Regions from separate parts of the Homo sapiens genome. Here region 2 is linked to region 1. Evidence: chromatin loops called from intact Hi-C (ENCODE). Cell type or tissue: CD14-positive monocyte. All regions are shown on one strand. Each heading gives the region's core, and the rest is flanking DNA. Links, peaks and the distances in the headings are about the cores only.

Evidence for each region. Hi-C counts contacts between places; a loop is a spot of excess contacts. Peaks named below come from ENCODE experiments on the same cell type or tissue, not always from the same donor. Only the 100,000 strongest peaks of a DNase experiment are listed, where the experiment ranks them.
Region 2: it touches region 1 in a loop (8-fold over the local background); 1 of 110 quality-filtered maps calls a loop at or near these places.

What each region holds. Positions count from the first base shown.
Region 1 is chr3:184,736,855-184,751,131 of GRCh38, reverse strand. LOC107986163 (a long non-coding RNA gene) reads right to left here. Exons shown (of 5, transcript NR_160768.1): 4 at 13,361-13,580; 5 at 12,187-12,497. Among named protein-coding and RNA genes, the nearest start is that of LINC02069, 29 kb to the left of the region's middle. RefSeq lists enhancers at 4,462-4,963, 9,968-10,486. In CD14-positive monocyte, for the core only: CTCF peaks have their summits at 2,067 and 2,273; a DNase peak (open chromatin) is centred at 2,731; H3K27ac peaks cover 1,579 bases.
Region 2 is chr3:184,794,574-184,810,193 of GRCh38, reverse strand. No RefSeq gene overlaps it. Among named protein-coding and RNA genes, the nearest start is that of VPS8, 9.8 kb to the left of the region's middle. In CD14-positive monocyte, for the core only: CTCF peaks have their summits at 6,512 and 6,716 (motif pointing right); DNase peaks (open chromatin) are centred at 4,673 and 6,733; H3K4me3 peaks cover 1,516 bases; H3K27ac peaks cover 3,238 bases.

The DNA of each region.
Region 1 (14,277 bases), core at 1,836-9,835:
AAAATGGTTTTGAAAAGACTTGAATTGAGCACACTTCTCCTTTAATTAAGTGCGAAATCTCCATATCTATTTCAGCCTTTGAAAACCAAAACCCAGGAAGGCAGGTTCCCCGGGCAGAGAGAAGAGGTGTGCAGAATTAATATTCCATCTCGACTTTTCCTGTGTAACTTAATAAGTTGCCTAAGCTTATCAGGGACCCTGGCTGCATTTAGCCACGGGGCCGGCCTGGATCACACGAGGCCGCGTCACCTTCCCAGTTGACAAAGCTCACATTAGCACGGTTGACCAGCCAGAAGGGCCACGAGGCAATGCAAAGCGAGCCAGGGTTAAGGTGAAAAGCTGGGACCCGTCTCACCTTGATGAGTAGCACGTTACCATTTGGTAACATGTCCCTTCTCTCTCAGATGTTTTCGCTGGATCCTCCCAGAGTGCCCCCCACCCACCCTCCATGCAGCCTGAACTGTACCTGCTTTCCTGGGTGCTGACTTTGGGGCCTCCGATTGGCCCCAACTGCCTTCCACTTCTCCCAGGCTCATTTTTTCTAGAACTATTCTGGGACTGCCCCAGCTCTGTACGTCCAAGAGGACAGGCAAGCGCCTGGACTAGCTCCATCCTGACCGGCAGCAGCCTCTCCCCCAACTTCAGCCCCTCCTCTGCATCCAGAGGCCAAGCCCAGGCTTGCTTCTCTCTGGAGCTGCAGGCTCTCAAGGACTCTTGTTTCCCAAAAGGAAAGGTCCCATAGAAAATCAGAGGATCCTTGCAAGGGAATCCTTAGAACCAGTGTGGGAAAGGCTCCCCTGGGCATTCACCTCTTTCGGAACATCCGCTGAGCTGAGGATTCTCTCCAGAAGAGGCACCTGGTCAGGGGAGGGGAGGAAATACCAAAATGGAATTTTCCCCATAATAACAGAATTCTAGAGCCAGAAGAGATTTCAGACACCAACTAATCCAATCCTGCTTTTTAACAGACGGATAGACGGAGGTTCCAGGAGGGAGAATGGTCTTTCTAACAAGTTCTAATAACTAAGGCAGGACAAGTGGGGCTTTAGCTCAGGACATGAAAAAAATACAGAGAGAAGAATGAGAGAAAGATGAGAGAGATGCAGAACCCCTCTGTTACAGGAGTTGGCCCACATGCTCGAATCACAGAGAAAGTGGGACGTCTTGGTCCTCTGCGACATGCCCCCTGCTCTAGGACACCTCTGTGGTCTTGGTAGAGTGTCTGTCCCTTTGAACGCCCGAACAGGCACCATCCGTGTGCTCCTGCCAGCGAGGGGTGATGTGTCCCGCTAGAGGGGTCAGAGGCAAGGGCTCTGGGGTCCGGCAGACTTGGGTCAAATCTTGGCTCCGCTACTCGGTTGTGTCTGTGAGACTCAACCAAGTTATTGAATATTCTTTGTGCCTCGGTTTCACCATTTTAAGGATGGGGATAATAGAAATCACTTCATATGGTCCATAAATGCAATAATGTGTGTAACATGCCTGACATATATTACACCTGAACATAAGCTCCACGAAGGCAGACACTTTATTTCCTGCCATTTCCTCAGCATCTAGAACATGCTGTATATATAGAATGAATGGATGCAGCATATGTTCATCAATTATTTTCCTTAATGGTTATTGTTATCATTATCATTATTACTGCCCAGAATATCTTTTTCTTTCTGTCTTTTTTCTTTCTTTTTCTTTTTCCTTCTTTCTCTTTTTCTTTTCTTCCTTTCTTCTTTCTTTCTTTTCTTTCCTTCTTTCTTTCCTTCTTTCTCTTTCCTTCTTTTTCCTTTCTGCCCTCCTTCTTCTTTCTTTCTCTCCCTCTCCTTATTTTTTCTTTCTTTCTCTCTTCCTTTTTCTTTATTCCTTTCTCTCTCTCTCTCTCTCTTTCTTTCCTTTTTCTTTTTCTTTTCTTTTTTTTTTTTTTGAGACAGGGTCTCTCTGTGTTGCCCAGGCTGGAGTGTAGTGGCATGATCACACAGCTCACTGCAGCCTCAATCTCCTGGATTCAAGCAATCCTCCTGCCTCAGCCTCCCAAATAGCAGGGAACACAGGCACATGCTACCATGTCCAGCTAATTTTTTTATTTTTTGTAGAGATAGGGATCTCATTTTGTTGCCCAGGCTGGTCTTAAACTCCTGGGCTCAAGCTGTCCTCCCGCCTCAGCCTGCCAAAGTGCTGGGACTACAGGCATGAGCCACTGCTCCTGGCCCCAGCGTATTTTCTGGTTCTACTTCATCCACCTTTTCTTTCTTACCCTGGACTCCTTTCTGTTGAAGCCAATTTTGCTCACACAGTACTTACTACTTGCATCAGTGTGTGCATGTGCACCCCAGCAGCCACACATATTCACACCTGCGCATCCCTAAGCTGCTGTTTCTGACTCTCAACTTGTCTCTTCTCACCTGCAGGGGGAGAGGGAGAACCATGAGGCTGAGTCCCAGCCCTTGCTTTCCTACCCAGCCCCTTTTCCATCCAGTGTTCATATTGCTGCCGCTTCATGTACTTTACACTCCTGGCTACCCTTCTCTAGCATGCTTTGTGCTGCCTAATAAGTCGAGGGTGGTTAGAAAAAAAATCCCACCACTGTTTCTTCCTTTCCAAAGAAGGCTGTCCACTTACTTCTGTTTTGACTGATTCAAAACTGACTGATGTAATTCCCTTCTGCTTTGACAAATGGGGACCTCAGCAAAGAAGGAAATAGAGCCAGAGTGAAAAGAGAAGGGGTCAGGGGCTTTCTGGAGATTTATGAAGTTCCCATTCGAGCACAGGCAGCTGGACAGCTCTCCTCCTTGTGCAGGCCTTGAGTTTCAGAAAAACACAAGACTCTGAGACGCGCCTTCACTTGAGTCATTTGGGTGGAGTTGGTGTGTTTATCTGTGCTATCTTCCCATTTTCCTCTCCTTCTAGAGTTGAGAACAGTGAGTGGTGAGCGGCAATGTCTGCTTTCTTCTATTCTTGGGGTCCAGGACACTGGGGCAAGATGTAGAGAGATCATCCTTCAGTTCTCAAATCCCATTCTAACCCCCTTTCCCCACCCCCGGGTTTAGAGTTTTAATTTACTCTGTATTAATGACAATCTGGAGGGGAAAATGTGTAGGAAATTGATAGACTAGATCAGCCATGGTGGCTCAAGCCTGTAATCCCAGCACTTTGAGAGGCTGAGGCGGGTGGATCACCTGAGGTCAGAAGTTTGAGACCAACCTGGCCAACATGGTGAAACCCCATCTCTACTAAAAATACAAAATTAGCCGGGAGTGGTGGCACGTGCCTATAGTCCCAGCTACTCGGGAGGCTGAGGCAGAAGAATCACTTGAACCTGGGAGGCAGAGTTACAGTGAGCCGAGATCGTGCCATTGCACTCCAGCCTGGGCGACAAGAGCAAAACTTTGTCTTGAAAAAAAAAAAAAAGAAATTGATAGACTAGATTGTAATACAGCATGAATAACTCAACCATGCAAATTAACACAGGCTCACAAGCCTAGGCCTGAAAGAATCAGACCACTTATTTGCTTCTATTATTAAATAAGAATTTGCTTAATAATAGAAAATAATAATAATTTAAAATAAGGCCTATGGCCTTGTAACACCAGTGGTCTGCCAGAGACTGGATTGGTGTGACCTGAAGATACACTGTAAAGTGAAATATTCAATCAGACAAACCTTAGGAGTTTGCTTGTGTGCCTCCTTAACGTACACAGCCAAAAAACAGATTCTATTCACTTTCTCTTTTTTTTGAGACCAAGTGTCACTCTGCCACCTAGGCTGGAGTGTAGTGGCGCAATCTCCCCTCACTGCAACCTCCGCCTCCCAGGTTCAAGCAATTCTCCTGCCTCAGCCTCTAGAGTAGCTGGGATTATAAGCATGCACAGCCACGCCCAGCTAATTTTTATATTTTTAGTAGAGACGGGGTTTCACCATGTTGGCCAGGCTGATCTTGAACTCCTGACCTCAGGTGATCCAACCGCCTCAGCTTCCCAAAGGGCTGGGATTACAGGCATGAACCACCGCACCCGGCCTCATCTTCTTTTTAAATACTTCACTGAAAAAAGGTCTCAGTGTACTAAATTAATGGAAATGTTGGCTCTGTGCAGATAAGTGGTTTCCATCCTTTGGAGGCTGGCCTCCTTCTGTTTGTCTGAGCTCAGGTCTCAATGGGCATGGTGCCTGATGCCGAGTTAAGTGTCCAGCAGCCCCTGCCCCAGCCAAGCAGGGAGGCCGGGTGAGGTGGTCCCCCTAGTGGGGCACCAATGGGCTAAGGTAGGTGGCAGGAATGTCTCTTACCATGATCACAGGCCCTTTGAAGGGAGGGAAGAACCTACTGAGTTGAGAGTAGGTGTGTGCATCGAGTTCAGCAAATCGACAAAGCAGGTTCCAGTGCATTACTGGAGTAGGAGAATCTGAAGTTGCATCAAGGCCAGAGTGTGGAGCCAGGGAGTCATACAGCTGAGGACATTCTCCCCTGGCCTGGCCCTTATGCCCTAGACGCATGCCCTGCCTGTGGCCAGAAGAGCTGCGCACAAGGCACTGCCTGCTCATCCGTTCAGTGTCCATGGCTCTGTTCTGCCCCAGATACGGGCTCCCTCTTGGCCCCAGGCGCTCTCCAGTACATCCTTCCTGGCTTGTCCTACCTAGACTTGGGCACTGGTTCTATCTCTGCTTCATGACTGTCTTGGAAATCCCATTAGTCTCAGCCATCAAGAATTGCCCCTCTCCCCAGGTGCCAAAACCTACCTTGGTCCCTGCAGCTGCACCTGACTCAGGGGCCTGGAACACCATAGCATTCCAGACTCCTGGCCTGGGGGGTGGAATGGGGAGGTGGCGTGAAGAAGGGGTGGGAACTAGAAAATAAGAGACTGGGTTGAAGTGGACAAGGAGGAGAACAATTTGCGTGGGTATTACAAAGACAGCTAAAAATATTCTCCCTGGGTGCTCGGGGTGGGGAGTGGGCTGAGTGCTTTACAGGCCCCGCGGTAGCAAGATTGCAACATTCAATTCATTTCCAGTACCCCTGGGGATAAACTGAGAACCCCTGCTGTCAACCCCAATGATGTGGCCTCAGCCTGATTCTTTGGCTTTCAGGTATGACCTCTAAGGAATGACAGAAGGGTTGTTTAAGTGGAGAAAAATGTTTTCAAACTCCAAGCAGTGTGCTAAAGCACTTTTTTTGTCCATTCTACTTTTGCTCCAAGAATGTCTTCTTTTTTACTTCTGGAGGTCTTGATGCTGACAGCAAGCACCTGGCTTTTTCTGATCTGAAAGTCCTGTTTGTCGCCTCACAATGGGCCTTGCTTCTATTTTATGATATCCTCTATTTCACACCCTCAACACTTGTCAGCAGAGGATATAGGAAACAATCAGCTCTATGAACTGGGCGCTATCAGTATTTGCCTTCCGGCCTCGTCATGGGTCACAGGCTCTGACGCAGGCATGATGCCATGGGAGACTTTACCTGGTTACCCAGCCGCTCACACCCCCAGAGGTGCACAGCGCTCGTCGTCACTCAGATCCATCCAAACAGAAATCTTTCCTTCAGAGTCACTCTCGCTTGGCCTCATCTTCCTCCATAAACCCAACCTCGGAAAATTTTCCTATCCAGCTTTAAAAACAATTAGTGACTACCTGAATGGGAACACAGGTGGCATATTTATCAAAATTTCAGATGATACAAAATCAAGTAGGAAATCATAAAATAGGGTAACAGAATAAGGTTCCATGTCCGCCTTGATAGGTTACAACAAGGAACTGAATTTAACAAGATGAAATTTATCAGCAGTAAATGTGAAGTCCCACCCTTGGGCTTAAAAAACAAACAAAAAAACCCAGCACAGCTGTACAAATTCAGAATTTGGAAAAAGAAGCTAAAAGTGCTACACATTGATTGCAAACTCATTGTGAGTCAAGAGTCAAAAAACCTAAGGCAAGTTTAGGCTGCATCATTGGAAATGTAGAATATGAACAAGGGAGATAAGGGAGGTGATGATCCTGCACTCAGCATTGCAGGACCACACCTGATGTGCCGTGTTTCATTCCTATATCACTCTATTTTTTTATTTTTTGGAGACAGAGTCTCGCTCTGTCGCCCAGGGTGGAGTGCAGTGGCACGATCTCAGCTCAGTGCAACCTCCGCCTCCCGGGTTCAAGCAATTCTCCTGCCTCAGCCTCCCGAGTAGCTGGGACTACAGGCGCACACCGCCACGCCCGGCTAATTTTTTGTATTTTATTAGAGACGGGGTTTCACTGTGTTGCCCAGGCTGTTCTTGAACTCCTGAACTCAGGCAATCCACCTGCCTTGGCCTCCCAAAGTGCTAGGATTACAGGCGTGAGCCACCGCACCCGGCCCCTACATCGCTTTAAAATGAACACTGATGAGCTCTGGTGCTTCAGAGAGAGGTGGAAACAGGGAGATGGAGAATCTGAGAATCTGGAAATTAAAAAAACAAATGAAGACCATGGCCATGAAAGAACTAAGGAAGTTTAAGCCAGAAGAGAAAAAAAGATTTAAGGGAGACATGAAAGCTATTTTTCAGGCCAGTCACAGTTGCTCATGCCTATAATCCCAACACTCTGGGAGGCTGAGGCAGGTGGATCACTTGAGGTCAGGAGTTCCAGACCAGCCTGGCCAACATGGTGAAACTCCGTCTCTACTAAAAATACAAAAATTAGCTGGGCGTGGTGGTGAGCACCTGTAGTCCCAGCTACTCGGGAGGCTGAGGCAGGAGAAACACTTGGACCCGGGAGGCAGAGGTTGCAGTAAGCCAAGATCACACCACTGTACTCCAGCTTGGGTGACAGAGAGAGACTCCGTCTGAAAAAAAAAAAATTATTTTTCAGCACTTTATGGACTGCCCTATACAAAAGGGATAAGGCTTCCCCTGCCCTGCTGCCCACCCAATTCTGGAAGACAAAGCTGGTCCATTTAAGTTAAAGGGAGCTAAATTTCAGTCCAGCTGGAGAAAGAAAAGAGCTTTCTTTCTCTTTCTTTCTTTCTTTCTTTCTTTCTTGCTTGCTTGCTTGCTTGCTTGCTTTTTGACAGAGTCTCGCTCTGTCACCAGGCTGGAGTGCAGTGGCATGATCTTGGCTCACTGCAACCTCTGCCTCCCAGGTTCAAGCAATTCTCCTGTCTCAGCCTCCTGAGTAGCTGGGACTACAGACAGCACGCCACCATGCCCAGCTAATTTTTGTATTTTTAGTAGAGACAGGGTTTCACCATGTTGGCCAGGATGGTCTCGATCTCTTGACCTCGTGATCAGCCCACCTCGGCCTCCCAAAGTGCTGGGATTACAGGCTTGAGCCACTGCGCCCGGCCAAGAGCTTTCTTTTCTAACAGTGAGAACAGCCCGAAGTTGGGATGGTCTGCTGGATTAGGTAATGAGCTCCCTGACACTAGAGATATTCAGCCAAAAGCTGAAGGATCACGTATCAGGGATGCTGCAGAGAGTATTCTTGTATTCGTCAGAGGATTAGATCTGATGACCTTCAAGGACGCTTTCATCTCAGAGATGCTCTGATTCTGGGGGAACTCTATTATAATTTATTATACCATCCCCTACATGAGAATATCTAATTCCTTTTGGTAAAGCAATAAAGCTTGTGAATTTAGGCAATATTTCCCAGTTCTTTTCAGACTCAGTTTTGAAATTTCGGATAAAAAGCATAGACTCTAGAGACAACTGCGTCTCTAGACCTTAACTCTGTTACTTATCAGCTGTGTGACCTTGGGCAAGTCACTTAACCTCTCTGGGCCTCATTTCCTCATTTATAAAATAAGGATAAGTATAGTGCCTACTTCATTGAGACGTTATGAGTATTAAATAAATTAGTATTTGAAAAGCACTCAGAACATTGCCACCACATAGTATTATAAATGTGTTTATTACATTAAAAATCATGTAAAATAGCTTAAAACAAGTACTAGGAACAGTCTCAAATGGTTTAACAAATGGTTTAAGGAGGTCCTCCTTTACCAACTTATCACCAGCAGCTCTGGAGGTAAAATAGCCAGGAGCACAGGGGTAGCAAAAAACAAAAAAACCAAAACAAACAAAAAAAAAACAAAATCACATAGGCTCCCTATGCTCTCAGAAGGAAGAAAAAGCTTCCTGCTGTTGGTGTACGGTAACCTCCACAAAGGCCTGTGTGTTTAATGACACCAGATTATCCCTACCTCCCCCATCCCTCCTCTCCCTTCTTGGAGTTGCTGGGAGGCCAGGGGTGTGCTGCAGTGTAACAGAGCTGCGTCAGGGGAGGCTGGGGGCCAGAGCCTGTTAGATATACAGGGCCTGTTTGAGGGAGCTTAATATCCTCTTACTGGAATAACTATTGTCCCAGCTTCTCAACAAATACCAACCGTCATTAATAAAAGGACTAATAAAAGCATTTATTGCACTCAGGCACTGGTCTTGCTTTCTGTAGCTCCAGGGCCTTGGCAGAGGCAGCCGTTGAGGATGAGGGCTGGAAAAGCTGAGGCTCCCCCTGCACCCAAGAGCTCAGCCCAGGCCTCCAGCCCAGCCCATCACCCTTCCTAAGGCCAAGGGCCGCAATCGGTGAGATCTCTCGTCAAAGAAGAGCCGGGCAGTCAGACAGTGGGAGACTGGAGCATGAAGATAATGTATCATTTAGGCATCAGACTCCTGGGTCATTGTAAATAGTGACTATAGGGTGGCGAAAAAGAAAAGGTTGCTTATCATGACTTTATTTCAGGAAGCTGAAAGCACATCGTCTTGCAAGACTTTTTCCCACATTTTACAGAGGGGGAAATGAAGGTACACAGGCATTTAGGGGCACATTCAGTCATGTGATATATGGCATCCTTGCCAGAACTGACTAGACTCCAACAGTCCTTACTCCCAAAACTAGTACCACACTGATAGAAAAAGGAAGTGTGAGGCTATATCTATCTCCGCCCAGTCCCGGATTCTGTAAACGCTGTGATCATTGCCATCGCTTCTCTAAATTATTATTGTTATTATTGTAATAACTAGTGGGTAGAGTTGAGTGGGTGGTGTCAGATAATTACTAAGACCCCAAAATTAAAGTGGTTGAGTCCTTAATTTTCCACGGCTGCTCAAGATGAAAATGAAAGCTGGCCTCCAGGGGGCCCTGGGAGGAACCCTAATCTTGAGATAGAGGGAGCCCAGGTGGGGAAGGCAATGGAAGAAGAGCAGGCCCAAAAGGCCTAGGAAGCCACACTTGGAAACTCTAGATCCTGGATTACAGGACCCTGAGTGAGAGAGCACAGTCAAACCAACCTGGCTTCACGTCTTGGGTCTGCTTCTCCTTTGCTGCATGACCTTGGGAATTTACCTAGCCTCTCTGAACTTCAAGTTCCTCATCCATCAAATGAGGATAATAATCATAACTAGTCCCTAGAGCTGTTGTTGTAAGTAAGGGTTAGAGGACAGAGTGTGAGAAATCCAGAAATGTGGGCTCTTTGCTCCCTGAGCCTAGAGCTTTGTCAGTGAGGAGACCACTAACTGTGGGGCTGCAGAACTTTCCTGGCATCGGGGACATTAGGAGGCAGAGTCCTATTCTCAGGACTAGCAGTTCAGTGGGAAACAACTTTAGCCTCAGTTTCCCCCCTATTTAAGACAGGGCAACAAAATCTCTTGGGCCCTCGGCCCCTCCCTGCCCCAAGGGCTGTCAGATGGATAAAGGAGACATGGTCCTGGGAGGAAAGGTGGGCGTTAATAACAGCACCGTGGACCTCTATTATTATTGTCATTATTCTGGCTCTGTCCTGTAAGCAGCGGGGACCCAGGTGACTCACTGTCTGCCTGCAGCAGCCCAACATCGGCCTGTTGGGACTTGCCGGCCTGCCGGGATTCCTCCACCAAAGAGGCCTCTGCTTCTTTCTCAGCTCCCGATGGGAGCTGTCAGGGTCCCCATGGCTGGGTGGAAAGGGAGTGGGAGGGGGCATTTGAGACCACAGTGCACAGCTCAGAGAGGCTGGGACACCTGTGCCAACAGCTACGAGTGAGCCTAGGGCATGGAGTGGCAGGAGCTGGGGCTCCTGGAGGTTGTGGGGTTCGCACCTGGAGAGAGTACCTGATTCCTTCGGAGTGGTCCTGGGAATGGCAGGCCCCAGGGAGAGGGTGGTGAGAGACAGTGACAATTCAGGCCTGGGGCTGACCCTGGGACAGCTCTCCCAGGTGGGATGGGATGGGCAATGGGATGAGGACCAAGCCCCCTCCTCCTCCAGGGGAGCCGCTCTGGGTGGCTGGGGCCTGGCATAAGAAGCCGGTGGCATCAGCAGATGATTCTGAAACTCTGTAACCCAAATGCCTGGGTCCTAAAATCTCAGCAATTGTTGGGGGTAGAGAAAGGGAACTGGGGTGCCTCTGACAGCCACCAAGCCCCCTGCCATGCGAGCTCTCTATAAATGTGATTTGAACAGCTATGACTCACCCGCACACACCCCTGCAGTTTCGTGGTGAGGACACAGCTAATCATAGCTGTGTTTGGGGGAGGAAGAGGGATTTTGCCACAAGCTCCACAACAGTCCCTCCTTCTCCAGGATGGCAAAGCGGGTGTGACTGGCCAGGAGTTTGGCAAGTAGGAGTTTCTGCTTCCCTGGGGATTGGCTCTGCCCAGGGGAAGAGCACACCCCTAGAAGGGCCATTAAGGTCAGGGTTGGTTCCCTGATTTCTGATCAGAGATGACACCAGGAAGATCTGAGCTGGATTCCCTCAGATCTGTCAGTGATGATGTTTGCTTGGGTCTTGTTTTTGTTTTGATTAGAGCTGAAAGGCACCAATTACAGGACACCTAGTTGTATCCCAAACTATTGATGAGGAAATCGAGGCCTCATGAGGGTGAAATGACTTGTTCAAAGTCATAAAGGGAGAGTCTCAGAGGCAGAGCCACAGCCCCAACTGCAGATCTGTTGCTCTTTCTGCGAATTCTTCTATGTCTATTTTGATTCCCGAAGAAATGACAACAAAAACAAAAATATCAGCCACCATTCACTGACTAATACCTGCCAGTTACTAGATTAGGTGGTTTATGTATATTACCTCAGGCTGTGAATGCAGATGAGGCGTTCAAACATCAGGTTTACTTAGATCAACTCCACATTTTCTTCCAGGTCTGAGGTACAATCATTCTGGGGCACATGCTCTCAAATTCCCAGCCATTCTGGCTGTGCTTGCTTTATTTAATTGATCTACTACTTTCTACATGTGAGGATCTTGATTGGGCTCTGGGAATCTACAGATAAAATAGGACAAGTTCTTGACAGTGCACTAGGATCAATGATTTACCAGAGTTATAGACAAAGGATCAGGAATACAGACAAATGTGTACTGAGAAGATGAAGAAGGCTTCCAGATTCAGTGACATTTAGGCAGGGTTTTGAAGGCTGAGTAGGAGTTTGCCAGGTGGGGCTGTAGATGAGAAAGATGAAGTACATGCAAAGATAATCACATGTGGAAGAGCTGGTGGAGTGAAAGTGTTCTGTGTGTTTGAGAACAACAGATAGTTTGAGATAGAGTGTGGTGGAATGAAGGGGAAGGTGTTAAATCACACCACAGATGCGGGTTGAGACTACCTGAGCAAGGCCTTCCTTCCAGGCTAAGGAGGGCACCGCTCAAGAGGTTTAAGCAGACATCTGCTTTGGAAGGCTTCTGAGACTCTTATTCCTACTTTATGTAAATACATAGTCTACCTCTGATGTAGCCTGTCTCTCTCCCGCAGACCTCATTTGTCTGGGCACCTGTGAATATGTTTGTCCACCTGGAATGCTAAGAGGTCGTTCAGTGAGGATGACATGGACTGCCAGCTGTGGTCACAAACTCCTGCTCTTTGCCTCTGCACAAGAACATTCTGGGTGCTCCTCTGGCGTTCCTCTCATTGACTGGGTATTAGTGGGGTCTTTACACCCTGGCATTCTGCTCGGTCAGGCGCTGTCAGATGGCCCATGCAGTGGAGCTGGGCCGTGGACCCACAATAAACCCTTCCCTGTCCCTCTTCTGGTCCCAGCTCCTAGCCTACCCCAAACCAAGCTCTGCCCCTGTGAGAACTGCCCTCTTCACTTCTCCACCCCAACTCACATCCCAGGGTGCTTTAACCTTCCTGTTAGAACATGCTTTCTTTCTCCTGCTTTCTCTCTGGCTGGCTTTCCAGCCCACCCTGGTCTGGGTGCCTGGAATACAGAGGCATTCTTAGTTCTTGTCAGGTTGAAAAAAAGGACCTTTCTTTCATGTGTCTTTTCATTTTTAATCTCAGTTAATCATCCAAAAGAGGCTTCCTGACGGAGAGAACAGAAGATGCCTTTTGGAGCCCGAGAGGCTTGAAGCCAGGCTGTGTGACCTTCAGCAATCATTTCACTTCTCTGAGCTCCAATATCCTCATCTGTAAAATGGGGACATCAGCCCTTACCGGGCAGGGATTATGAGAGATAACATGCTTGTCAATCAATCAAGGAAGGGTTGAGTTCAGTTGAGAGACCCGAGCAGGAAGGGACACATTCCTATGCTTCCTCTAAGAACTGGTACCTTTGCTTCCGGCTAAAAAAACACAAACAAAACAGAGTGTGTTAAATCAGGGCTTGGTGCCGTTGCAAGTGACGCTGTAGTGAAATGGGAAGAAGCCCACCCTCGGTAAGGATCCTAAGGCCTCTGCCAACAGGAGGAAGACGCGTCCTTCCTGTTCCTGAGGGAAATGAAAGGCTGAAGCCAAAGCTATCTTCCAAAGCCCGCAGACAGGTAGCTCTCCGGCTGACCTTTGCCAGGCTGGTAAGCCTCACAGTTTCATTGTTCCACCCGGGCTGGGGAGCTGGTTGGTGGAGTTGGCTTAGAGAAGGATATTTTGTATCTGGCTTTTGGAATGACTAATGAATGAGCTGTCTCCACTGCAGGAGAATTATGCCACTTAAGCAAAACCCAGCCGGGCTGGTCGGCTCTGAGATAGCTAATAGGAAATGCCTGTCAGAGCACTGACGCTTCAAAGCCAAATATATTCTCACTGTGTTCTCTGTTTGCTAAGTTTACTTTATGCAAAATATAACTCAGCTGAAAATATGTAGATGGCAGAGTGCTCGCTCCTTCTCTCTGGAAGAAATTGCAAAGATGGGGAGGAGAGCAGTTCGCAGTTAACTCTACCAGTCCTGCCAGGCTGAGGAACAGCCGGTCCCAGAGATCTACTCGCTAGAATGTCTGTGCCTCTGATGGGTCCATAGCAACTGCAGTCTTCAAAATAGAGGCAACTGCCCTCCTGCCACATTTCCAGACAATGGGAATACAGGGAGCGTGGCACTGGCAATCACAAACAACCCGTCTGTCAACTTGCCCAGTGTTGCAGGGGCCAATAAGGCCATGTGGGGACAATTGAATTTTTGACCTGTTTAGTGGCCTTGCCCACCAATACCCACCTCTCATCGGTGAGGCACAACATCCTCCAACCAAGAAGCAACCAAAACAGTCAGTGACTCCTGTAACCCCTGGATGGAGCAATAGCCAGGTGGATGCTGAAGCAATGTAATCTATGAGAAGAGCACTGGATAGGGAGTCAGGGGAGCTGGGTTCTGGTCCTTCTTCTGCCTCTTCCTCTGCGACCTTGCAGGAAAGGTCTTCAGGCCTTGGCTTCACCATCTATAAATGGAGAGATTGGACCAGCTTGGCAATTTCTAGTGTCACATGACCCTAACATTCCGTATTATACACAACAGAATGGAGGCAGGAGTGAGGCAACTGCACCCCATTCTCAATTCCCTGACGCTCTCCCTCTCTCAAGAATTGCCATAAGGTGCTGGGCATAAAGACAGGATCATCTTTATAGAGATTTCTCAATACCCAAAGTGGAAAAGATCCCCCGAGGCCATGACCGTGGAATGAGCATGTTGCAGATCCCTTGCTGAGGAGGAGCAAAGAGACAGGAACTCCTGCAGCCTTTGACCTGGAAACATCCTGATTCCCATAAGGCCACAGTCACCAGGCAGCCTGCTGGCAGCTCATTCTTCTTCCCAAACACCCTCCCTGCATAAAAGGTCTGGCCTCCTTTATGGAAGGCATTTGGGTTTTACTCCTCTGGGACAGAAGTGGTGAGGGCTGGGCCTAAGGAGCTGTGTGGGCTTCTCAGAAGGACCTGGAGAATAACCATGGAACACCTAAGTGTGTGATGCAGAGTAGGGATGAAAATATGCATTAGACATGAAGAGCTCCCTGTTTTGTTGCAAGATGAGAACATATAGAGGAGGCTGGGCACGGTGGCTCATGCCTGTAATCCCACCACTTTGGGAGGCCGAAGGGGGTGGATCACAAGGTCAGGAGTTTGAAACCAGCCTGGCCA
Region 2 (15,620 bases), core at 2,912-10,911, 58 kb before region 1:
GAAATTAGCAGAAGTAGGGGAGAGCAGGGTCATAGGGGTGAGCAGTGGAAAGGTAGCTATTAGGTTGGTACACAAGTAATTGCGGTTTTTGCCATTACTTTAAAAAACTGACCCTTTTGAAATATCTCTGCAACACTCATAGACTTATTCTGAATAGCTGTAGAAAGAAAGCAAGCCTACGACCTGTGTATGGACGTTGCAGAGAGGCAGATTTCAACTTATAATAAAGAATATTTTAGGATGGTCCAGACTGACTCTGAGACCTCTCCAAAGTAACAGCCCTTTTATGTACCTCTGTTCACAGCAGGAAGTAATCTCAAATGCTATCCTTTCCAGGGCTGTTTGCCTTAATAATAATAAAAAAAAATGTGTGCTTATTGTAGAAAACTTGGAAAATTCAGGAAATATTTTAAAATAAAGCAGAAATTACCCACATCCCAGAAAAAGGCACTTATAGTTTTGGCTTATCCGTTGGATCTTTTTCTTTGTATATTTACATTTGTGACATAATAGAACTGCATAGAATATTTAGTTGTGTATTCTATATATTTATAGGATATATAGTTAATAATCCATCCTCTTTTTTTCACTATTATATCTTGAGCACTATCCACCATCACTAAAATTGTTCACAAATATTATTTGTCATGGCTACATAATTATTAATGATATAGTTTCATGTATTTCATTATTCCACTATTTTTGGACATATACAGGAGTTCCTATTTTTTACTGCTAACAAGAACATTGCCATGAATATCCTTACACATTATCTTTGCCCACATTTTAAAATTATTTCCTTCCTTAGGCTAGCAACCTATAAGTGGAATTACTGATTCAAAGGCTTTGAAAACTCTTAAGTCTGTGAATACCCGTGGTCAAACTGCCTTCCAGAAATGTCAGGCCAGTTTTCATTCTCACCAGAAGCTCTCAGTGGTGCCCATCACACGCACCCCCACTGGCATTTATTTTATCTTAAAAAAAAAAAGATTTGCCAATATGATAGATGAAATGGTCTCTCATTTTAACCTGTATGGGATTACTATTGGAGTGGAATATCTATATAAATTTATCAGCCCTTTATAATTATTCTGGGAATGCAGTTTCACTGCTGGATTTGTGATTGCAAATAGTACTGAGTGAATTGTTACAGACTTGTGAGGAAAAAAAAACAGAGAATGATGTTTAAAATAAATGATGTGGTCACACCAAGTTATAGGCAAATTATATTGTGGTGTGCTGCACTAACAAAGGGTAGTGGGAGAATTGAGTCATCACACAGTATTACAATATTCATGTGAATATTGGCTCCAGCAAAATATCATTCCTTATATTAAATCAAAATTGTAGATTTGCATTTCCTCATTTGGTAGTTTTGTTTGTATTCAATTTATTTTTTTAGTTTTATAGATGCATAAAATCTATAAAAATCAGGAGCTCTTAGTTTTGTGTTTGCATATATACATACACATATATGTATGCAACATTATAAAAAATTATAAGCTAACTCTAGATATCTGTGAGAATCTTTTCCCCTTACAAAGGATCTGAACGATATCCAAGTTTGAGAAACAGTGATACTGGAATTTCTTAAAGTTTCATTTGTACTTATCTAAACACAGGTATTGAGATTTTTTTGCAAGGCAAAATTTGCATCAGCTTATATATTGGAATTTTTCCATATAGAATAGTGTAATGATTTTCTTCTTTTTGGAAAGAGTACCAAAAGCTCTACTATGTTTGGGGTTCAGAGAGTATGTTTTGACTTAAAATGTACCATTCATCAGTTAACTTTCTACAGGTCAGTAAGACCTAGACAGAAGAATGTTTGTGTTTACTAAACTTGTAAGTAAGAGAAAGCAGTTGAGCAGATAGTGATTACAATGGAGCTTTTGTGAAGTGGTCTTAAGAGAAATTAAGCCAATGAGAAAAAAGGTTGCATGTGAGCTCTCAGAGCCTTGGGAAGCAGTGAGGGCTGGCCTGCGGGGTGCACAGGAGCTAGAAGAGGGCGCCACTGAGGGCTGCCACAGTTGGATGGTGTCCTTACACCGGCTCTATTGCCTCCAGCTCTCCCCAAGAGTGAAGGATGCAGACCTCGACCCAGACATCACTATTACCCCTGCATCTAGAATAAGCCACATCTCTTCTGAAGGAAAAAAATGTCTGTTCCTGAGAGCAAAAGGCAGAGAATAGGAGATGGATGCCTTTGTCATTTCTTTTTTGCTCACAATCACAAAATAAACTGGCCTCTTTTCCTTTTTTAAAAAGGGAACTTGTTGGAGCACAGAGAACTTTTAGGGCAGTGAAATGATTCTGTATGATGCTATAATAGTGGAAACATCATAAATTTGTCCAAAGCCACAAAATGTACAACACCGAGAATGAACCCTAAGGTAAACTGTAGATGTGGATGATAATGATGTAATGATGTGTCAGTGCAGGTCCATCAGCTGTAACTAATGTAGCACTCTGGTGGAGGAGACCATCTGTGCCTGGGGCAGGCAGTGTATGAGAAGTCTCTGTACCTTCCTCTCAATTTTGCTGTGAACCTAAAATCACTCTAAAGAATCAAGCTTATTAAAATAATTTGGCCGGATGAGGTGGCTCACGCCTGTAATCCCAGAACTTTGGTAGGCCAAGGAGGATGGATCACCTGAGGTCAGGAGTTTGAGACCAGCCTGGCCAACATGGCGAAAGCCCGTCTCTACTAAAAATACAAAAATTAGCCCGGCGTGGTGGCACCTGCAATCCCAGCTACTCAGGAGGCTGAGGCAGGAGAATCGCTTGAACCTGGGAGGCGGAGGTTGAAGTGAGTCGAGATCGTGCTACTGCACTCCAGCCTGGGTAACAGAGCGAGACTCTGTCTCAAAAAAATAATAAATAATAATGAAAATAATAATGATTTTAAAAGCCAAAACCAAAACCTGGTGTACAGGGTTTTTAATCTAAAAATCAGGAGTCTTTAGTTTTGTGTTTGCATGTATACATATGCAAACTTCATTGAGTCAAAATGTCCAAGCAGGCTGGAGAGGCATAAAATTGGTTCTCTGTAAGTGATTCAACCTAGTCCAGCTGTCACTCTCATGTTCCCTCTGCCTGGGGTGTTCCTCTCTCAAGATAACCACTTGGCTCACTCACTCACCTTCTTCAGGGCTTTGCTCAAATGTCACTGCATTAGTCAGGGCAATAAATACAAGGAAGATGAGGAGCAGTTCTCTTCTCCACTCAGTTCTCGGGAACCCAGTTTCTTTCCATCTGGTGACACTGTTTTCTAAACACATGGCCTCTAAATGCTCTGAGGCAGAAGAGAGGGGTGCAGAAAGCCCACTGACTCTGAATTGCCTTGGCCTGAAAGTGACATGCGCCCCTTCGGCTCACAGTCCATTGGCCAGCACCAGCCACCCAGCCCTGCTTTATTACGACAGAGGCCAGGGAGTGTAGAGGAGCACAGAATTCTAGGGAGTATAGCTGGCTCCTGCCACAGTCACCTCCGGGAAGTCTTCCCTAGCCACTCTCATCCTCCCCACATTCTGTCACCACTCTCCTATGCTTTATTTTTTTCTATAGTACTTGTCATCATCCAACATACCATATGTGTACTTATTTATCTGTTAAGTTTCTGTCTTCCCCACCAGTACATAAGCACTATGAGAGCAGAGACTTTTGTCTAGTTCGTTTATGGTTGTACTCCTTGCATCTAGAATAGTACCTGGCACAGAGTAGGAGCTCCATAAATTTGTGTGACATAAATGAACAAATTCTGCAATGACAGCCTATATTTGTGTGTGAAGGAGGTGTCACATGCATGAACCTGAGAATGCTTCCAAAGTCAGGATCGAGGAATAAAGATCTCCCTTACAGCATACTCCAGCATTGACTGAGTACCTATTATGTGCCAGGCACAGTGCTTGTTGCCAGGAACACAAATATGAATGAAAGCCAGTACCTGATCCCTAGCCAGGAAGACAACACTAAAAAACACAACATTTACAAGATCCATGATAGAAATAAATTATGGAAGCTCAAAAGGCCAAATTCTCCTGACCTATAGCAAGTATCATGTTTTATATCCAAACATTACTAGAATAGCAACAAAAAAAGAGGGACTCAGGAATCATAAATTGCTTCCCAAAGTCGTAAAAGGAATAGTATCTATATTCTCTACCGTTTTGTATTCTCAACAGCAGGCTGGCTTTCACTTTTCATTCACTCATTCATTCTAATGCCTTCCCTCATCCCTCTTTCTTTCAGCCTTAGAAAAAAAAATTTCTCTTTCTAATAATTTCACAATTCCAGAAATGTTATCATTTGAAATCTGCTTATTTTGTCTTCCAGCCCCACCCCTGCCACTGCTCCTGTACTCCTGCAGCAAATAATCACATCACTTATCAGCCTTTTGAACTTAGAACTGGGCATTCTGCCAGAACTCAATAGCAAGAAGAGGGTGGAGAGAAATGTCCAGGGCTAGGATCTGGGCTTTAAAGGGGATCCTAGGCAGGACTGGGCATTAGACAAGGACTGAAGAGGACTGAGCATTAGACAAGGAAAATGTCAAGGAAAGAGTAAAGAAGATGCAGAAACAACTAGGATATCAGAGGCAAATTTGACCTATTTCGCCACTTTGCTTGGACATAGCCTTGTTTACATAAAAGGGTAACACAAAAAGAGGAAGGGTTGAAGTCAGCTGAGAAAGAAAGACATTTCAAAATCATCACGGTGTCAGGGCCCAGACTTCTATTATCTCATTGTTCCTCCATGTAGGGCCTCAATCCTCAAGTCTGTTTTATTGTCCAAGATGTCTGTTCCAACTATCACATCCATTTTCCAATTAGCAAGGAAGAAGAAAGGAAGAAAGAAGGTATATTAGTTATCTATTGCTGTGTAACTACCCAACAAATTAGAGGCATGAATCAATAGCATGCATTATCTTATAGTTTCTATAAGTCAGGACTCTGGGCATGGCTTGACTGGGTCCTCTGGTTTGGGTCTCTCACAAGTCTGCAACCAAGGTGTTGGCCCAAGCTGTAGAAATCTCCAGGCTCAAATTGGGAAGGATTTTCTTCCAAGATCACTAACATGATTATTGGCAGGATTCTGTTTGCCACAGGCTGTTGGACTGAGGGTCTCAGTTCCTCACTGGTTGTTGGTCAGAGGGCCCTCAGTTCCTTGTCACATGGGCTTCTCCATAACACAGCTCACAGCATGGTAGCTTGCTTCATCCAAGTGAGCAAGCAAGAAGAGCCAGCAAGAATGTCAGGGAGATGGAAGCCACAGTCTTTTGTAAGTTGATCTTAGAAGTGACTTCTGGCTGGTCATGGTGGCTCACACCTGTAATCCTCGCACTTTGGGAGGCTGAGGTGGAAGAATCACTTGAAGCCAGGAGTTCAAGACCAGGCTGGGCAATACAGCAAGACCCTATCTCTACAAAAGATAAGAAAATTAGACAAGCATGGTAATACATGCCTGTAGTACTAGCTACTCTGGGGACTGAGGTGAGAGGATAGCTTGAGCCCAGGAGTTTGAGGTTACAGTGAGCTATGATGGTGCCACTGCACCCCGGCCTGGGTGACAGAGCAAAGCCCTGTCTCTAATAAATAAACAAATAATTTTAAAAAGAAGTTACTTTCCATTGTTTTATGCTACCCTCTATCTGTTAGAAGTACAAGCTCCAGCCCATACTCCAGGGGAGGCAACTACACAAGGGCATGACTTCCAGGAAGTAGGGTCACTGGGAGTTGTTTTAGAAGCTGCTGGCAAAGAAGGGTGTGCCCACTCCCTTTAATTTCTGAAACTGCATACACCAGTCCTGCTTACTTACCATTGGTCCATTTCTAGCTGCAAGGAAGGCAGGAAAATGAAGTCTATATTCTGGATAGCTATCAGCCTAGCTAAAATTTATGGATTCAATCCTAAAGAACTGCAGAATTCTGGAGGGTAGAAGCCTTAATTGTTCTGTATGCTTCAGGGCCAGCCCCAGACATTGAGGAGGAGAAAAATAGGGCTGGTTAGAGTCATAGAATCTGGGGTTCAAATCCTGCCTCTGTCACACCCTATATGCTGAGTAAATTAAACCTCACTGAGTCTCGGTTGTATGCTCAGACTAAATTAAATGACCTGTGTAATGCATCTTGCACTTGGTATATTCTCGATATGCCTGCAAAGTCTATTTCATAGGTAGCTTTAATATCTCAGAGCCTTGGCCGGGCGTGGTGGCTCACGCCTGTAATCCCAGCACTTTGGGAGGCCAAGGTGGGCAGATCACAAGGTCAGGAGTTTGAGACCAGCCTGGCCAACATGGTGAAACCCCATCTCTACTATAAATACAAAAATTAGCCAGGCGTGATGGTACATGCCTGTAATCCCAGCTACTCAGGAGGCTGAGGCAGGAGAATCACTTGAACTCGGGAGGCGGAGGTTGCAGTGAGCCGAGATCGTGCCACTGCACTCCAGCCTGGGTGACAGAGCGAGACTCTGTCTCAAACAAAAAAAAATTTCGGAGCCTTTTAAACCCGGCTGTGACAGCCAGTGAGCTTGCCATGTGACTCCATGCCATTTACCCAATTTCTTTGGGCCCCAGCTTCCTGTCAGGAAAAGATAGTACCAAATCCTACATATCTCTTCAAGTTGCTGAAAAGATAGCATGTGATCATGTCAATGATTCTTTTTTTAATGTGAAATGCCTGGCAAACCTAAGGTGGCATTAGTGGCCACCAAGTGGCAGTGGGGAGCAATGGGCTTGGGTTATGGCCCATGGCCACCAGATGGTGCTGGCATTCAGCAGATACCTGGTTTTGCTGGGAGCCTTTACAAGGAGCCCCAGGAGGCCAGTGCTACCCTTCATCTCTAAGATGAGAGAAATGAGGCCTGGGGGTGGTAGTGGAGGGTACAGAGAGTGGGGGTCCACACAACAGGGAGGCCTAGAGCTCAGGTTTCCTGACTCCCAGCCTGGGGTGGCACATCCCTACCCAGTAATGATACCCTCACATCCTCTCTGGAGTTGCACTGGAGACCAGTGTCCAGACCAGTGTCTTCTTGTTCGTAGGCTCGCCAACATTTAACAGCCTGCAGGATGTCCACAAGTATCATCTGTCTCTCTGGCTGTATAGCACAGTGGTTAAGAAAATGCTTTTAGGCCGGGCGCGGTGGCTCACGCCTGTAATCTCAGCATTTTGGGAGACGGAGGCGGGCAGATCGCTTGAGGTCAGGAGTTCACAACCAGCCTGGCCAACATGGTGAAACCCCGTCTCTACTAAAATACAAGCCAGGCATGGTGGTGCACGCCTGTAACTCCAGCTACTCGGGAGGCAGAGGCAGGAGAATCGCTTGAACCCAGGAGGCAGAGGTTGCAGTGAGCTGAGATCAGGCCACTGCACTCAAGCCTGAGCGACAGAGTGAGACTCCGTCTCAAAAAAAAAAAAGAAAAAAGAAACAAAGAAAAGAAAGAAAATGCTTTTAGAGTCAGGAAGATCTCAATTTGCATCTGCATATCAGCTTCCTCACCTGCAAAGTTAGGATAATAATTTTTACTCCATAGGGTTGGTATAAAATGTAAGTTAAATGAGACAAAATATGTGACTACAATAGGTAACATCAATTAGTGCTTATAAAGTGCCATACACTCTTCTAAGTAGTTTACATGTATTTAATTCTCGCCATTACCTTTTGTCGTATATACTGCAGGCGTTACTAAGCCCATTCTACAGAAGAGGAAACTGAAGCATAGAGAGGTCGTAACTTGCCCACACTCATAGTTAGTAAGTGGAGAAGCCAGGATTTGAACCTCTCTTCAGAGCCCATGCCCTTAACCATATTTGTTACTAATTGCTTGACCCAATATGTCAATTATGCCTGATAAATGACAGATATGGATCCACAGGGCCAAGCTGAGGGTTCTTGCTTTAGGCACAGGAGTTTGGAATGAGCAAAATAACCACACTGCACCTGCACTTTCAGAGTGGCAGGAGTAATATACAGGTGAAAGAAAAATGTTAAGTACCCAAGTTAAAAATAAAAAGGTAGCAATAAAATGTTAAAATTAAAAAGATAACTGAAACAAAGCAGCTGGGATAAAAAACATAGACTTTAGAGACAAAGAAACCAGTGCTTCAATTCAGATCCTGCCTTTGGCTGGCTATGGGACCTTGGTGAAGTCGTTTAACCTCTTAGAGTGTCCATCTAAAAATTAAATCTAATACCCTACCTTGTAGAATTACTGTAGGTGTTAGAGACCATTGTGGTTAAAATGCCTGTACACATTATGGCAGACATTTAATTTTTATGGTTCTTGTTATAATAGATAGATAGGTAGATCAACTGCTGGCTGAAGAGGATTCAAAGACGGTAAGCTGTTGTCCCTTCCCTCAAAGAACTTGTATAGCAGAGCGATGGATGTTCATACCATAGGTGCCTCAGGAGAGGTGAAACATGCACATGACATGAGCTTTAGAAAGGACAAGATGTTTCTCTAGCAGCGGTAAATTGGAGGAGGTTTCATGGGTATGATCCCTAAGATGAGTCTTGATGGAAAGGAGACAAGGAGTACATTCCAGAAACGTTATCAGCAAAGGTAAGGAGGCCAAGAAGAGCTGGGTTTGTCTGGGGAGTAGTAAGCATTCCAGGCTGGAAACGTGAGTCAGGCTGAAGAGTGTGGCAGCAGGGACAGGGAGAGAATTTCTGGTTAGACTTGGCACATTTAGCCCATGTGTTTGACTCTGTTCCTACAATGACAGTAAAGTAGTAAAGTCTAAACCCACAAGAACTATCAGAACAAGAGAAAAGACAACAGCTGATGGATGATGTCAAAGAATTTTGGAAGAAAGATCCCATTGGATGAGTATTAACTGACTTAGCAGATAAAAAAAAGCTGGCTGCAGGGCAGGCAAGGGGCAGAGATGCTTTCAAAAAGGAAGCCAATTTGACATGAAAAACAACAAAAAATAAGAACGGAAGAGTTTAGAAAATGGAGGTATGGGTAACTGTGAAGTTAATGGGATGGAGTGGGCTGCAAACATAAGGATGAGCTGAAAGTCAGCTTCTCCTCTCCAGCCCTGGCAAACAGCTTTGTTCATCCCACCCTGCAAAACACAGGCTTAATCTCTGGAGAGGCTGAAGGAGAGATTCTGGATCTGGGGAAGGCACCAGGCATGGAAGATGAAGAGGTAAGGCAGCATAGAGAAAGCAGGATGATCAAGTGAAAGTCTCATTCTTTTTTTTTTTTTTTTTTTTTTTTGAGATGGAGTCTTGCTGTGTCACCCAGGCTGGAGTGCAGTGGTGTGATCTCGGCTCACTGCAACCTCTGCCTCCCAGGTTCAAATGATTCTCCTGCCTCAGCCTCCTGAGTAGCTAGGATTACAGGCACGTGCCACCATGCTAACTAAATTTTTTTGTATTTTTAGTAGAGAGGGAGTTCCACCATGTTGGTCAGGCAGAAGTCTCATTCTTGAGCAATGTGATCACCCACTCCTTCTGATGGGAAGGGAAAGCGGGGGAGCCCAGAATTCTGGAAGCCTGGCTTACATTCTAGAGGAAAGAGGCTGGGGAAGGTCCTGCTGGGTAAACTGACTGGCTCAAGAGAAAGACCTGTTGATAATGGCATTGGTTGACCTTGGTTGGGGAATCCCCAGTAAAACATTAGCTTCCTACCTGATAACCTTAAGGTGCGGCCTGCCACTAAACCAGCCCTGCCCCAACACACAGAGATTTCAATGAGCTTTTCAGTGCCTCACTCTTCAATATGAACGGATGGTGAGGAAAGGAAGAGAGGATCTAAAGCAAAACCCAGTAGAAGAAAAAGGGGGAAGAAGAGGTGGAGAAGGGAGAAGAAGGAAAGAAGGAGGGACGAAGGGAGGGAGGCAGGGAGGGAGGAAAACTCAGGCGAAGCAGAGACAATTCAGAGAATTCACTGCAATTTTAAACGGCATATTTAATATCCTTAGAGGGCTAGAAAACCATTGAACCCAGGAAACAATATCAGGGGCTATGGAAAAAAAACCTTCAGAGAATAAGAATGGGCTCTTGGAAATCAAGATTGCTAAAGTTTTAATATTGTATAGGTTTAGAAGACAAAAAACTAGAAAATCTCCTAAAAATAAGGCAAATAAAGACAAAAAGAATTAATAAAAGAAAAAGATTAAAGCATCAAACAATTACTCCAGAAGGCTCAATGCCAGAATAACAGGAATTCCCGTAGGAAGAAACTGAGAAAAGTTTGGGGAATAATTACCAAATAAATTCTTTGAAAATTTTCCAGGATAGTAAAAAAAAATCACATTAAGGCACATCATTGTAACATATCAGAAATAAAGAGCAGAACCTTGTAGAGAGGAAAAACTAGGTCACCTACAAATGATTGGGGTTCAGAATACACTGGGAAAAAATGCTGGAATGGGCATGAGGGATCTTACTGGGGTGATGGAAACATTCTAAAATTTGTTTGTGGTGATGGTTGTAGAACTTGGTGAATTTAAAAGTCTTTTTTTTTTTTTAAGGTGGAGTCTTCATATATTGCCCAGGCTGGTCTCAAACCCCTGGATTCAAGCAGTCTTCCCACTTCAGCCTCGTGAGTAGCTAAGATTATAGGCAGGTGCCACTGCGCCCAGTGAAGCCATTAAATTGTACACTCAAAATGGGGAAATTTTATAAAACTCAAATATACCTCAATAACATTGTAAAAAACAGAATTCATAAAATTAAAAAATTGCAGAATTAAATATATAAAGCATTTCAAATGCAAAAATGTATAATCATATTACAAAGTAGCTAATAAAATAATACATGTGTAAGTATTAAATATACTTTTGAAATAAATTACTATGTAAAGTAAAATAGAAACAAATAAAAGCAGGAGCTCCAGAAGGAGGAACTGAGAAAAGTCTGGGGAATAATTACCAAATAAATCATTTAAAAATTTTTAAATCATTTTAAAAATTATTTAAAAAAAAGAAGAAGCTAGAAGACAGTAGACAAATTTCCACCAAATTCTGGGAGACAATTTTTTTTCTAGAATTCTCTAGCAAGTCAAATTGTCAATAAAACACGAACAAAGTTATTTGCAGACATTCCAGATTTCAAATAATTTGTCTCTGATGTACCCATTCTCATAAAAGACGTGAAGAGAAAGTAAATCATGAAAGAAGACATGGGACACAGACAATAGGGGAATTCATATAGGAGAGAGAGGGAAAAGAACTTTCTAGAATGATAATGAAGGGAGCCCCAGGATAATAGTTGCGTAGCAAACCAGGAAAGCAACCAGTCCACATTGGAGCAGGAAAACTCCAGGCTTCAGGAGTGGTTTCCAAGGAAATAATAGAACATAGAGATAACATGATTTATTTTACTATATAGAGTTCTACTCTATAAGAGAGTTGGGGACAAATTAGTGATAAGTACATAGAAAACTAAGCAAAGAAAAGAAAGAAGGTATTATTAACTCTAAAGGGAAATGCTTTTTTAAAAAATATAATCCTAGTTTATGTTGCTCGGTTGCAAGCAATATTTACATAGTCATAATAATGTATATACTGAATGTTGATTTAACTAAAAACCATGCTACAATGATATTAAGAGAATGTGTTCAGGGAAAGAAGTTGGCAGGAAGGTAAATCCTCATCTTCCTATAAGGAAGTTATCTTAGTTTGGGTTTCCCCAGAAGCAGACTCTGAGACTTAAGTAGTTTATTTGGGAAATGCAGGGGACAGCTTGCACAGGGAGTTGGGAAAGTGATGTAGGGAAGGGAAAACAGCCAATAAAGAATGTGTGATTAAGCCAGGCACAGCTGTGGGCGATTGGAGCTTAATCTTACTGGGAAAACTCTGGGAAATGGGGCAAAACACATGCTTTGGAATTATCGCACCCATGGGGGAGGGAGCTGAGGTATTTATACTCCAGCTCCTGACAGCCATTAGTTGAGGACTGCTGGGATTGGGGGAGATGGCATATTAATTTCTAGGTATGTCTAGTCTGTGAGGGCAGACCCCAGAAGCTTTCAGATACAGAGATGCAGCCCCCGGCAGTTAGAAGTAAGGAAGAATGCTGCTTAGAAATGTCTAAGGCAGGGATGTCCAAACTTTTGGCTTCTCTGGGCCACATTGGAAGAAGAATAATTGTCTTGGGCCACACATAAAATACACTAACACTAACAATAGATGGTGAGGAAAAAAAAAAAAAGGCCAGGCGTGGTGGCTCATGCCTGTAATCCCAGCACTTTGGGAGGCCAAGGAGGGCGGATCACGAAGTCAGGAGATCCAGACCATCCTAGCTTACACGGTGAAACCCCGTCTCTACTAAAAATACAAAAAAAAAAAAAAATTAGCCAAGCGTGGTGGTGGGCGCCTGTAGTCCCAGCAACTCAGGAGGCTGAGACAGAAGAATGGCGTGAACCTGGGAGGCGGAGCTTGCAGTGAGCTGAGATCGTGCCACTGCACTCCAGCCTGGGCGACAAAGCAAGAGACTCCATCAAAAATAAATAAATAAATAAATAAATCACACAAAAACTCAACGTTTTAAGAAAGTTTACAAATTTATGTTGGGCTACATTCAAAGCCGTCCTGAGCCACATGTTGCCTATGGCTGAAGGTTGGACAAGCTTAGTCTAAGGCATACAGATGGGATATTGACAGCATCTTTATTAAAAATCAATAGATAATGTCCAGAATGAAAAAATCTAAGATTACCATTTACCGCATTTGAAAAATGGAGGTAAATACCTGAAGAAACAGCAAAAAATGTTGCAATTACCTCTAAGGAGTAGTAATCACAAGTAAAAAGAAATGACACAGGGAGCAATCTGTTTTTTCATTATATACTTAGTAGGACTATTTGGTTTTAAGTAGTACATATGAATTATTTCAATAAAAATAGCATTATATTTACAAAAAAATGAACACACCAGTGCAAAGGAAGATGGGGTCATGATCTCAGGGTAGGACAAGGGCTGCAGGAAGCCAGACCCAGCCTCAGTCTCAACTTCAGAACTGATCTTCACTGGGGTCTCCAAAGCATTAGGCCACAGCAGGTGGATGGCCATTATGGGCACTGTGCCAGCGGGTGGTCCGTGTGGTCCAGGAGGATTAAGAACGGTGGTACCACTTACAGGCATAGCAAGGTCACAGGGGAGGACTGGTTTGGGAGGAAAAGGTGGTGAGGTCCCTTTGGGACATGTTGACTTGAGGTAGCTAGCAGGACATCTGAGAGATATCCAATGGGCAGCTCAGGAGCAGAATCAGGGCCTCAGGGAGTTTCTGGAAATTGCTCCCAGCAAGGTACTAACTAGCAGATGGTGTGGGAGTCCATGGAGAAATCAAGGAGACAGTCAAGCGAGGGAATTCAGGGGCAGAGTCTTGACACATGAGGGTGAGACAGAGGAGACAGTGAGAAGATAAGAAGACATGGTGACAGAAGTGTGGAGAGAAGTGTGAGGTCCGGGATCAGATTTCAAGAGTGCTGTTCGCCATTGTCCAAGGCTGCTGTTCTGTCAGGAAGAAGGAGGTGACAAAGAAAGCCCTTGCATCTGCCTGCACTCTGGGGCGGCAGAAAAACCTCTGCTTGAGGAGTCCAGCGACCTCACCGCCGGCCCTCTTTTCATCCTGCACCCTGGGCAAGTTACTCACCTCTCTGGACCTCGGTTCCCACATTACCACAATTGGACAGATAATTACAGACCATGGTAAGCACTAGTACAGTTCAATCCTGCTAAAAAACAAACAACAAAACAAAAAACAAAAAGAACAGAGGCTGGGCGCAGTGGTTCATGCCTGTAATCCCAGCACTTTGGGAGGCTGAGGCAGGCAGATCACCGGAGGTCGGGAGTTCAAGACCAGACAGACCAACATGGGAAAACCCTGTCTCTGCTAAAAATACAAAATTAACCAGGCGTTGTGGTGCATGACTGTAATCCCAGCTACTTGGGAAGCTGAGGCAGGAAAACTGCTTGAATTCGGGAGGCGGAGGTTGTGGTGAGCTGAGATATTGCGCCATTGCACTCCAGCCTGGGCAATAAGAGCGAAACTCTGTCTCAAAAAAAAAAAAAAAAAAAAAAAGGAAAGAAAAAGAAATAAAAAGAAAAGGAAAAAACAGAAATGCTTCCAGACTGCTTGGCAAAAAGCCACTTCCCTGAATCCTTCATGTCTGCCCCCACCCACACTGGACTGCCCCAGACTTCCAGGTCCCCACGCCAGTGCCCCCTCCCCCAGACCTTGCTCCAATAACTAAGAGAAGATGCCTCCAGGGCCCTCTCCAGCACTAGACCTGCATCCACTCTGATGGTTGAGCCCATCATATATGGGCTGTTAAATATTTTGACTACCACCCTCACTAATAATACCTTCCCTGCCTACCTGACAGCAACCTGGTGAGGATCAAATGAAATAACAGATGTGAAAGGCCTTTGCAAAGGCTCCAAGTGCTGTCATATATTGGGTAAAATATTGTTTTAACATCAAAATGCAAAAGTAGTGGTGCAGAGAGACGCGGTCACAGAGGGCAGGGACACAGAGCTGTGATGGATTGCAGGGCTGGAGACAGTGAGGGGGAGGGGGAGGGAGGGAGCAGCAGAGCAGAGAAGGGAGGGAGGAGCAGAGAGGCTGCAAACAGCCAGGCTGACTGTGCAGCCTCCATCCCCAAGTCACCATGATGCTGTGTGCAGGACAGAGGAGATTTGAATCCCCCGGGCCCTGCCCCAAACCCAGAAGCCAAATCCAACTCAGACCACACCCTGGGCTTTTGCCCCTGCACCTGACTTCATGGGTGTATGGGGTGGAAACAAGAACATTATGCACATGTTCTTGTTCAAGCAGCTTGATGTGGCTTGTGTCATTGTTAAAAGTCCCAGGACAGCAGGAACCACAGCTATTGTGTGGTTTGTGCCACCTCTAGAGGTCTGACACCTCAGAGCCAAGCCAACATGTGGGGCCTTCCTGTATCAACCCCAGCAATCCTCTAACTCCCTAGGACCCCTACCATCCACAAACGTGTTCAAACACCTTTCCTCATGCGATGCTATTGATGGTAATGCTATTCCTGTTTTACAGTGGAGGAAACTGAGGCTCAAAGAAGTTAAAGTGGCTTGCCAGAGGTACCCAGGTTCGTTGGTTCTTTCTTTCTCTCTCTCTTTTTCTCTTTCTTTCTTTGTTTTTCTCTTTTTATTGTCTTTCTCTCTTTTTATTTTCTTTCTCTCTCTCTTTCTTTCCTCTCTCTGTCTTTCTCTCTCTCTCTCTCTCTCTCTCTCTCTCTCTCTCTCTCTCTCTCTCTCTCTTTCTTTTTGAGACAGGGTCTCATTCTGTTGCCCAGGTTGGAGTGCAGTGGTGCAATCTCGGCTCACTGCAGCCTCTGCCTCCCAGGCTCAAGTGATCCTCCCAACTCAGCCTCCTGAGGAACTGGAACTACACATGTGCACCATCACACCTGGCTAATGTTTGCATTTTTTGTAGAGACAGGGTTTCTCCATGTTGCCCAGGCTGGTCTCAAACTCCTGAGCTCAAGCGATCCACCCACATTGGCGTCTCAAAAGTGCTAGGATTGCCACCATGCCCAGCCCATTTTCTTATTTTCTAAACAGACCAGATGGAACTTACTGGAGAGGTGAAGGTAACAGTGTTTGAAAGAAGGAGGATCATTCATTC